2 separate regions of the Homo sapiens genome follow, and region 2 is linked to region 1. A link is an interaction called in ENCODE POLR2A ChIA-PET data of the cell type or tissue named here. Cell type or tissue: CD4-positive, alpha-beta T cell. All regions are shown on one strand. Links, peaks and the distances in the headings refer to the core of each region. The heading gives the core; the rest is flanking DNA.

The links. ChIA-PET counts read pairs that join two places held together with the same protein. Peaks named below come from ENCODE experiments on the same cell type or tissue, not always from the same donor. Only the 100,000 strongest peaks of a DNase experiment are listed, where the experiment ranks them.
Region 2: POLR2A ChIA-PET joins it to region 1 with 17 read pairs; 22 of 35 experiments call an interaction of 5 or more read pairs at or near these places.

Annotation. Positions count from the first base shown.
Region 1 is chr1:46,666,230-46,671,598 of GRCh38, forward strand. It overlaps ATPAF1 (ATP synthase mitochondrial F1 complex assembly factor 1), which reads right to left and starts at 2,135. Exons shown (of 9, transcript NM_001394565.1): 1 at 1,828-2,135. The coding sequence starts at 2,093. It also overlaps the pseudogene NENFP1 and a transcript of TEX38 not described here. RefSeq lists enhancers at 1-110, 111-639, 2,435-2,584 and silencers at 1,705-2,324, 1,752-1,922. In CD4-positive, alpha-beta T cell, for the core only: no CTCF peak of the experiment used is centred there; a DNase peak (open chromatin) is centred at 2,192; H3K4me3 peaks cover 1,659 bases; H3K27ac peaks cover 1,214 bases.
Region 2 is chr1:46,601,251-46,606,619 of GRCh38, forward strand. It overlaps MKNK1 (MAPK interacting serine/threonine kinase 1), which reads right to left and starts at 3,018. Exons shown (of 13, transcript NM_001135553.4): 1 at 2,935-3,018. RefSeq lists enhancers at 2,332-2,832, 2,600-2,649 and a silencer at 2,980-3,199. In CD4-positive, alpha-beta T cell, for the core only: no CTCF peak of the experiment used is centred there; DNase peaks (open chromatin) are centred at 3,071 and 4,201; H3K4me3 peaks cover 2,239 bases; H3K27ac peaks cover 963 bases.

The DNA.
Region 1 (5,369 bases), core at 174-5,173:
TAGATGGGATGTTTTTCTTCTCTCTGTAGTGGGCCGGCTCCTCCTCAATAAAGAGCCTCACCAGGGGTTTCTGCTTAGTCGGGCATGGCACCTGCCTGGCCAGAGCTGCAAGCAGCCCTGGGGGCTGTACCAGGACCAGGGTCAACCCTGCTAGTGGCTACAGCTGCAACTGGGCCTGCCATAGTGAAGGGGTAGAGAGGGCAAGGGACAGCCTGGGCAGTGAAGCTGTTGCTGGGATCTGAGGATATAGAAATAAATAAGTCAGACTCCCTACCTCAAGGAGCTCACTATCCAGTGGGAGAGACAGGCATAAAAGTAAACAAATGAAAGTACAACAGGTATTATGATGAAAATTTGCTCAAACATCCCCAAATGGTTAAGGTGGTTTCATGCCTCTGTACCTTTGTTTATGTTGCTGCTCCCCTTACCTGGAACATCCCCTCCTCTCCATTCTTTTTCAAAGGAAGTTTGCTAACAGATAAAACTAGAGAGAGACTGGCAGGGACTAGGGTATGAGGAACTTGTGTGAAACATTAAGGAGTTTGGATGTTATTTAGAGGTCAGTGGGGGGATAACAGTATGTGTAAATGTTGATGGGAATGATCCAGTGGGGAAGGACGGTAAAACCAGTTATTTATTTGTTCATGAGTGGGTAAGAATAAATGGATGCTGATAAAGTATTCAAAGTACAAGTAGACAACTCTTCAGAGATGCTTGTGTGTAAAACAGATCAAATACAGATCAACGAGAGAAGCCTGGAGGGGAATGTACATCAAAGAAAGGCTTTTAAGATGACAAATACTTGAGACTATCTCAATGCTGCTGGAAGGAGAGCAAAAATACTCATTCATTTACTGCATAACTGTTTCAAATGGCAAGAAAGATCACTACAGTAGCAGTGAGAGGAACTGGGGTAAAGTAGTCCAGGAATGGAAGTAGGGAACTCTAGTTAGAGGATAATGGCAACAGCCCAGGTGACGATGATGGAGTAGATTAAGGCAGTGGAAGTAGAGATGAGACAGAACTCAAATTTACAGTACTAAGTCTTTGGTTTCCTTTCATAAGACAACTACCTTCTTACCCTGCTAAATTCTCTCCCAAGCCCCTTTAATTTTCACCTCTGATCTCCTTTAGCTCTTCCCACTTGAACTCTTCAGATGCTCCTATAGCCCCTCATATGCACCTTAAGCCCCTCTAAGCTCCAGATCCTTCCCTCTGGAAGCTAAGAGGTGGTGTTAGGGACCCTGGACTCAGAGTCAGACAAATCCCAAACAGCTGTGTGACCTTTGGCAAGTCTCTTACTCTCGCTGATCCTCAGTCTCCTTAAGAGGGTTCAATGGGTGATCCGACTGTGACACTATTAGTCTTTGATGCCCTCCTCCCATCCCCAGTCGCCTTTCCTTGCAGTCAAGGCCCTAAGCTACCACCAGCCTGGGAACTCCAGCTCTGAGCCAGGCCTCAGCTATCTTAATATGTGACCTTGAGCAAGTCAAGTCCCTTCTCTAGAAGGCGTTTTCCCATTTCTATAATGAGGACAGGTGTCTCTGAGCTGCCTGCCTCAGGGCTGTCATAAGAGTCCACCTTAGCGTTTGGAGAACCAAAGCAGACAAACGTGGAACGAGCCAGGGCTTTGCAGAGACTCCCAGCTCTGACACCAATTAGCTGTGTGATCTTGGGCAAGTGACCTAGCCTCGCGGAGCCTGGCTACATCATCTGAAGAGCTGGGACAGTACTAGTGCCCACCTCACAGGGCTGTCCTAAGGCCCAGCAGCCCGGGCCGCCCCTCCTCCCGCCTCCTGCCCGCCTCCAGCCAACCCAGGCCCGCACCTGCGCAGCAGCTGGATCTTGTCGCGGTAGCGGTCGTAGAAAGGGTTGGCCTGGAGCTCGGCCTCGGCCCCGACCCCGCTGCTGTCGGCGCCCCCCTCGGGCCGGCCCGAGCCGGGGCGCACTGGGAAGACGCGCAGCTGCGCGGGTGACACGAGCCCCAGGCCCAGGGCGCGGCTGCGCACCGCGCACAGGCCCCGGTAGAGACCGGCCACCTGCAGGACCGCCGGTCCCGCGCCACCCGCAGCCGCCACCACCACAGCAGCCATGGCCGCCCCCGCCTCCTCCTCCTCCTCAGGCGCGTCGGCCTCGGCCCGCGGCCCGCGCGCCCGCTCCATCCCGCTCCGAGTGCGCCGCGCCCGCGCTCCGGCACCGAGGTTCCGCGCGCCCAAGGTTCCGGGCGCGGGATAGCGGCGAGGCGGGGCGGGGAGGAGGGGGCGCGCCGCTCTGGCCCCGGCACTGCGCGCTCTCGCCGCCCTGTGTATGCCACGGCCCGCCTCCTCCAGGGAGGCTGCCCAAATTCAACGCCCTTCCTCCCTCTGGGACCAGCAGCCTCTGCGCGCCAAGTCCGTTCTCTAAAGCCAGCGGATCTCCATGTCCTCGCGGTGCTTGCCCCTGGCACTCGCTGTAGTGCCAGGCACTCGATGTAGTAGTCCGTCCTTCAGCATCGAAGGTCTTTTCATCAACTATAATCACAGCAGCAAGCTTCTCTTTACTGAGGTTGCTATGTGCAGGACACTGAGCGGCTTCATACTCTGTGTGGCAGTATTATCCTCATCTAACAAATAAGGAAACTGAGGCCGAGAGTAATTATGTGACTTGTTCAAGTTCTACCCGACAGCTGAGCTCTTTTCAAGATGGCAGCTGCCTCCCAAGCCTCCTTTTCCTCTGCTTCCTGACATCCTCCTTGAACTCCAGCCACAGTGACCTATTCTCTCCCAAAGAAACACCAGGATTACTCCTTGAAGAGTCCTTATTCAGGCCCTTTTTGACCCCTGGAATCCTCTCTCCTTCCATTCTCTCAACCCAAATGCCACAATCTTCCTTACCGTCTGAACCAGGTGTGAGCTCCTAGGGTCAGGGACAGTGACATTAACATCTCTGTGTCCCACCTGCTCACAGAACAGGGCCAGTCCTGGAGTGGGCTCTCTGGGACAGTACTCATCATCAGGTCCTTCTTGTCTGGGTTTTGTCTGATTGAAGCCCCTCCTGGGACAGGGGCAGAGCCTTCAACTCTGCTCAATCCAACCTATGCTCATGGAGATCAGCCCTGAGCCCTGCCCTGTGCGAGGAACAGTGTAATGGAAGATGAATAAGTCCTTCAAGTATGCCAGCCCATACCTGGCTCACACTCCTAACACTTGCTGTTTTCTCTGTGGATCTGCATGTGGCTGCCTCCTCATCATCTAAGGGCTCAGTTCACATGTAAGCACCTCCAAGGGACCTAAATGACAACCCCTCCATCTCTTTATAGTCTTTATCCCATCACTCTATTGCATTCTCTTTATAGCAGTTATCATTATCTGAAGTTCTTAGATCCTTGTTTATATTAATTCATTGAGCTTACATTCTAGTGGAGTGAAACAGACAGTAAATATATAATGTTAGGTGATGCTACATGGTATGCAGAAAAACAGCAGGCCAAGAGAGATAGAGATAAGGGGACACTTGAGCAGAGACCTGAAGGTAATGTGGGAATGCTGGGGGAAGAGCCTTCCAGGTAGGGGAAACAGCAAGTGCAAAGGCCCTGATGAGGAGGTTATTGAGTCTGAATGAGTGAGGGCACAGCAGCAGAAATGAGACCAAGAAGGTATAGGGAGGGCTAGTTAGATTGCTTAGGCCTTGGTTAAGGACTTTGATTTTAAATCGAATGAGATCGGAAGTTACTATATGTTTTAAGCAGTGGAGTAACATGATCTACTTTTTAAAAGGATCATGCTGGCTGCTGGTGGGATTTAGGATATGTGGAGGCAAGGATGGAAACTCTCCCAAGGGTGACTAATTTATTCCAGTTTGCCTAGGACTTTCTTGGCTCTAGCATTGAAAGCCCCATGTCCTGAGAACCCACCCCAAGTCCTGGGCAAACCAGGATGTTGGTCACCCTACAGGGAACAGTAATCCAAGTGAGAGATGGTGGTACTTGGACTAAAGTGATAGTGATAAAAAAAAGTGGCCAGATTTTGGTTATATTTTGAAATAAAAGCCTAAAGATCTTGCTGATGGAGTCAGTGTGGGTGTGATAGAATGAAAGGAGTCAAGGATGACTTGCAGGTTTTTGGCCTGAACAACCCGAAGGACAGAGATACTACTTATGAAGAGGAGGAAGGCTGTAGGTAGGGTAGACTTTGGAGGATGGATAATCAGAGTTTGGTTTTGGACATGTTGGTTTGGGATAATTTAACAGACTGGCAAGGAGGGATGTCAACCAGGTATTTGGGTATGAGTCTAAAGTTCTGAGGAGCATTCCAGGCTGGAGAGATACAGTTGCGTACTGTCAGTGTATAGTGATATTTAAAGCCAGGGGTCTGGGTGAGATAACTGATGGAATGAATGTAGATAGAGCACTAAGAACTGAGCCCTAGACATGCCTACATTTAGAGATCAGGGGAAAAGGGAGAAACCAGCAAAGGAGACTGGAAAGTAGGGGCCAGTGATATACGAGGAGAACAAGGGTAAGTGGACCCTGGAGAGAATTCTGTGCTAAATAGTTCCCTAAGTCACACATTGGAGGACTATAAAGAGGGGAGTCATTAAAATGGTGCTAAGAAGCTGAGCTACAAGCAGTGGTGCAACATACTGGGAAGGCTGACTTAAGCTTAATTAGGGAAGGGCTTTCTAACTGAGCTGCCCATAAATGCATCAAGCTGCCTCAGGAGGTGGTGAGCAAGTTCCTGACTCAAGTGAGTCTTGAGTCCAGGGAGATTAGTTGCTGTGTGGGGAAAAATCTACCCCCAGGAGTCAAGCATGGCCCTGATGGTGGGATCAGATGGTGGAGATGAACTAGACAACTCTCAAAGTTTCTTCAAATTGGCGATGATATGATTCTGGGCAGTCTGTCACAGAGTAGGGGGGCTGAGCTGAGTCTTGAAGGATGAGCAGGTGTTCAGTGGTGGAAAAGTGGGCAGGGGCACTCCTGGGTGAAGGAGCAGCATGGGCACACCTCCAGAGATGTGAATGAGCAGGGTCTGTTCAGGAGTACGGACTAGGCAAAAGGGAAAAGTGTGTGGAGGACGAGGAGGGAAGTAAGGCTGGAAGTAGATGCAGGCCAGATGGTGGGAAGCCCCACAGGGCCTGGGGCCTGGGAAACACTTGTCAGCACTTGAAGGAAGGTAATTAAATAAAAGACAGATTGTTGGAGCCAAAGAAGGAGGTATTGACCACTTGGTTCCCTTGAGCAGGTTTCTTCCTGCCAACTTGGTTAGATACTTTTTGAGAACAGGGCTGCCCAATGCTGTGTGTTCCTTGTTACATTCCTCACTGGGGACAGGTATCCCATCAACCGTTCCCTAAAGACCAGCAACATCCGTAAGTACCTGAGGGACAAT
Region 2 (5,369 bases), core at 121-5,120, 65 kb before region 1:
ATAAAATGAAAGTGGCGGAACCAGATGGTTGGTTTCCAAGCTCCTTCTACCTTCAACCATGTAAATTTTTCTCTGATCAAGAAATAACTTTCTCTTCCACATGCTGAGGCTGTTGGCAAGGGAAAATGTGCATTTATAGCTGCTGGTCCCCAGATGGGAGGAACCACTGTTTCCCAAGGCCAAGGGCAGAGTAAACTGATTAGAAAACCACCTGTGAGCTTTCCCCTGTTTGAACTGTACTATTAATACACCCAGTGCAGGTCTCTGAACACAGCATTACCTACCTTCCAACAAAACTCACGGTCAAGGCAAGACAAGAGCCTGAAAACAATGGCTGCAATGAAGAATGCCTGCTTGTGCAGAATTCTTGTACTTTCTTGTTTTTGATGCCTGTAATTAGGGCATCAGTCTAAACTGGGGCCCTCCTTAGGCACAAAGAGGAGGAAAAACACAAAGTCCCATTCTGAACCTGACAGCTCATAAAACAAGGGCCAAACCTAGTAAATAAAAAATGTCACTGACTCACTTAACCACAAACACTGAAGAGGCCTACTATGTGCTGGCCCTATGCTGGACAGAGGAGGAAGGAAAGAGACATGGTCCCTTGCCACCCACGTACTCAGAGTACATATGGAGTGTACATATCCCTAGGCAGACTATGATGAGAGCTATATTAGAGGGTCAGCCTTTGCTACAGAAGATGGAAAGGGGAACAACTAATCCAGCAGAAGGCTCAGAAAAGCTTCACCATGGAGGCCACATGAGATGTAAGAGATGTAAGCCTTGAAAGATGAGGAGGAGGAGGGAAATCCAGGAAGAGAGAATATAAGCAAAGGCTCGAGCAGGAACATGCAGGGAGTGTTTGAGAAACAGAGATTTGGCCGGGCACGTTGGCTCACATCTGTAGTACCAGCACTTTGGGAGGCCCAGGCAGGCGGATCACCTGAGGTCAGAAGTTTGAATCCAGCCTGGCCAACATGGCGAAACCCCGTCTCTACTAAAAATACAAAAATTAGCCGGGTGTGGTGGCTCATGCCTGTAATTCCAGCTACTCAGGAGGCTGAGGCAGGAGAATCACTTGAACCTGGGAAGTGGAGGTTGCAGTGAGCCGAGATTGTGCCACTGCACTCCAGCCTGGGTGACAAAGTGAGACTCCATCTCAAAAAAAAAGGAGAAACAGAGACAACTAGTTTATTTTGACTGAAGCACAGGTTGCAGGTTTGGGAAAACCAAGGGAAACAGGGAGGGGAGAGGTGTGGGAACAAATTGTGCAGGAACTTGTCTGAGGCTGGAGTCCAAACTCTACATCCAGCTTGTCCAACCCGCGGCCCTGGATGGCTCTGAATGTGGTCCAACACAAATTCATAAACGTTCTTAAAACACTGAGATTTTTTTGCAATTTTTTTAAAGCTCATCAGCTATTGTTAATGTTAGTGTATTTTATGTGTGGCCCAAGATGGTTCTTCTTCTTCCAATGTGGCCCAGGGAAGCCAAAAGATTGGACACCACTGCTCTATATAGTAGGCAATGATGCCCACCAAGGTTTCCGAGTAGTGTCTCAGGAAGAGCACAAGGGCACCCATGAAGAGGATGCAAAAGGAACTAAGTAATTCAATTACTCTGGGACCACATTACAGGAGACCACATGCACTTTCTAAGCACGTGCTGGGCTCTGACAGCTCCTGTTCACAGAGCTTCCCTCTCCCATGGCTTCGCTTCATGCAATCTGAGTTGCCATCCCCCACAACTGTCAACATCTGCAAAATACCAGAGTAACAGGACTCCTAACCAACTCTCTGGATTACAGAGAGAGAAGTGTTGAGGTGGGAGCAGATGGGCAGAGGGGGCACCAAAGCCTCTAGCTGGCTCAGTTCCATATAAAACCCAACCCTGGATTTCCTCTTCACATCACTTCCAGCCCAGCCCTCTAATGAAGGGCTGAAGCTAAGGAGAGTGGGCTGAAAGCACCTGGCTGATGGGTGGTGATCCAGTGAGACATTACACCTACTGTCCAGCATGTGCCTGGCGCATGGGCAGTGGTGCCCTTCCCATTCTGCAGGGTCAGTTCCATCTGTAAATCCCACTGAGGCTTCAAGGCCCAGGTCACAACAACTCTTCTCTCAGAGCCTTTCTAAAGTACCCCAATCCAAAATGACCAAGCTCCTAGAAATCACAGCTACCATGTATTCAGCACCCATTACATGACAGGCGCCATACTAGGTGACTTCCATATAATCCTATTCACCCTTCACAATGACCCTATTATGGCCATTTCCTAGGGAAGAAAGTGAAGCTCTGGGAGGGGAAGCAGACTTGCCCCAGGACACACAGCTAAGAGGTGGAAGAGATGAGATCTAAACCCAGGACTCCCTGACCCTGAAGTTGAGCACTTCTAACAACACTTCATTCCTGTGAGCCTGCCTGCCTCTGATCTGCCACTGTCAGGGAGCTTGGAGCTCTCTAGAAGACAGGGTGCACCTGACACTCTTATTACCTTTCCCTGTGGACAGCCATCCACACAGGCAGGAGCCTTTAAATACTGAAAATAAATGAAAACAATTAACTTAAAAATAACGCAGTACACAGATTTCACAAATTCCTCACGTGAAAAACTATTCATGATACTGGACTGCCTGAGCCCTGCGCCCAGCCATAGCCTCGGTCCTGATCCCTGGGAGAGACTGAGTCTCAAACGGGCCACAGAGTAAGCGCCATCTCGGACACCGGCCACGCCCCGACCCCAGGCACAGAGGTCGCAGACAGCTCGGGACAGTCCTGAAAAGCGTCCCCTTAGGCTGTCCCTCCGCAGCTGAATCGCGTCGTGACCTCGGGCAGCCGTGAAGGCCCTGACTGCCCCCTTCCGGGCACACGAGCTCACTCACAGACCCCGGCCCCATTTAGCTCGGAGGAATACCTCGCAGGTCTCGCTTTTACCTTCGCTGGCTCCCGCCGGGGAGCGGTCGCGCGCACCCCTACCTGCAGATCGCTCCTCCGAGAACGCGGAAGAGGCGGTGCTAGATCCAGGGGGTGGGCCCGATCAGAGAGGAGGGTGAGGGGGCGGAGCTGCGCCTGCGCCCTGATGGCTACCCAGGGCCGCCTGAGGGCAGGGGGCTCGAGCTGAGCGAACTGCGCAGGCGTGACAGGGAAGAGGCGGGGAGAGGGGAGATTGCTGGCAAGCGGGTGGGGCTTAGCTCCTCCGGCGCTTTCTTTTCCGAATGGAGGGTGGAGAAGCCCGGGAAGGTAGGAGGCCGGGCGCGACAGGTGTAATTAACATGTACTGAGAGCTTCTGCAGGCCAGGAAGGAATTTTAAAATGCCTTTTATATGTGGGGAAATGCTGCTAGTCTTTTCTAAAACGGGGGCCAATTCTGTACAATTTCTTTAAAAGTCTGAGTGCCTAGAATTTCACCATAAGAGTTTCTCCTTGAGTACAACATTATCCCCAGTATTTCAAAATTTTTAAAACTTTTAAAAGTTCATTTCTTGGGGAAAAACAACTGTAAATAGGTTAATGCCTCAACCAGTCTCCCCACATCCCCTTCCCAAGTCTGCAGCTGCGATGAGAAAGGATGAGAGTGTGGACTGGGATTTAATTCAGGCGCTGACTCCGAGTGATGGAGGTGAACATCCCTTCCCTGCCTGTCTCAGGATTATCGTGAGGATTTGGTAAGCCAAGCTAGTTAAAGAGCCCCAGGGACTTGCTTCCCATCATCCACCTGACAAACATTTGTTCCCTGTCTTGTCGGGGCTGTCTTTTCATCTGTATGATGGAAGGAGATTGGGAATATTAGTGAACATTCAGGACTTTGCTAGATTTCCCAATCTGGGTGAAGGCCGGAGAGGCGGAAGATCAAGCTTCTGTGTTCATTCCCTTCTGGAATCCTGCGGTCCAACCTGAGGGCCCCGATGTATCCTGACTTCTCCCACTCATTACCTTCCGTGGAGGCCGATCCAAGCTTCAAGTCTTCAGAGGCCCTGCTGGCCTGTTCCCTTCCCTGTTGCCTGTGGCAATAGCCCAAGAGATTCAGGACCTATGTTCCAGGTTCTCAAAGTTGCTATGTCCCTCACATGGCAATCAAATTCAGTTAACATCTTTGAGGGCTCTGGGGGTGCTCAGAGGAAGGAGGGCTCCCCCAAAGCAGGTGGAGCTCTAGTCATGACTGTGGCTTATTTCACCACATATTCCACAGCTTGCTGTGGGGTAGGGAGGAGAGGCAACAGGAAACCTCAGAGGCTGCAGTGTTTATGGGAGCCGAGGGTGATGCGGCATCCTTTACTCAATAGGTGGATGCTCTGCCCCAGGCTGGAGAGGATGGCTTACTACCTAGGTCCCTGCTCCAAATATTGTTTTGGAATTTTTTTTCTTTTTTTTTTTCTGAGACAAGGTCTCACTGTGTTCCCCAGGCTGGAGTGCAGTGGCACCAGCTTTGCTCACTGCAACCTCTGCTTGGGCTCAAGTGATCCTCCTGCTTCAGCCTCCTGAGTAGCTGGGATTACAGGCATGCACTACCATGACTGGCTAATTTTTGAATTTTTTTAGAGGCAGGGTTTTGCCATGTTGCCCAGGCTGGTCTCGAACTCCTGAGCTCAATGATCCTCCCACCTTGGCCTCCCAAAGTGCTGGGATTACAGGGAAGAGCCACTATGCCCAGCTTTGTTATGGACCTTGAGCCAACAGGAAAATAAAGCCCAGCCTGACTTCTCAACCAAGCTGCCACTCTACCTCCCAGGACCCTTTGTTACTAGGTTTTGCCCCATGGGAGTGTGCTCTTTTATCTGCATCATTGAGGCCCTATCTCTTTCTTTTCCCCTTCTCTTCCTTTCTGTCTATTCTTCTTTAAGCATCCCTCTGTGAATCTCTCAAAGCAATTTTGTGTCAGCTTCCTAATGTATTTACAGATATTCTCATGTAAGGTGCAGGTCTTGGGTCACACAGTTCTAAGATAAATCTACTCTCACTGCCATGGTCATATTTCAAAATGACCATGAACCCAAAGCATGGGACTTGTAACAGTCTGAGCTGTCCAATGACAGAGGAGGTAGTGAGCGATCTGTTATAGGAGGTGTGCAAATAGCACCCTTTTAGAATGCTGGGATTGGGCCTCCTGTGGTGAGCCAGAGGAAGAGGCAGCAGAATGGAGGGCCTTCCAGATTCTAGAGGAGTGACTAAAGGCAGGGATATTGGGGGCTGGAAGGGAAGCAAGGCAGCTGGCCAAAGACACACTTGATTCAACAAGCTATTATATGTCAAGCACTTAGAAGTGTACCTGACACATAATGAACATTAGCTGTTATGATGACTGTGAATGATTCATAGACTATATAATGAAGGAGCTGAGATCAATCAGTCCTTCACTCCCATCACTGATA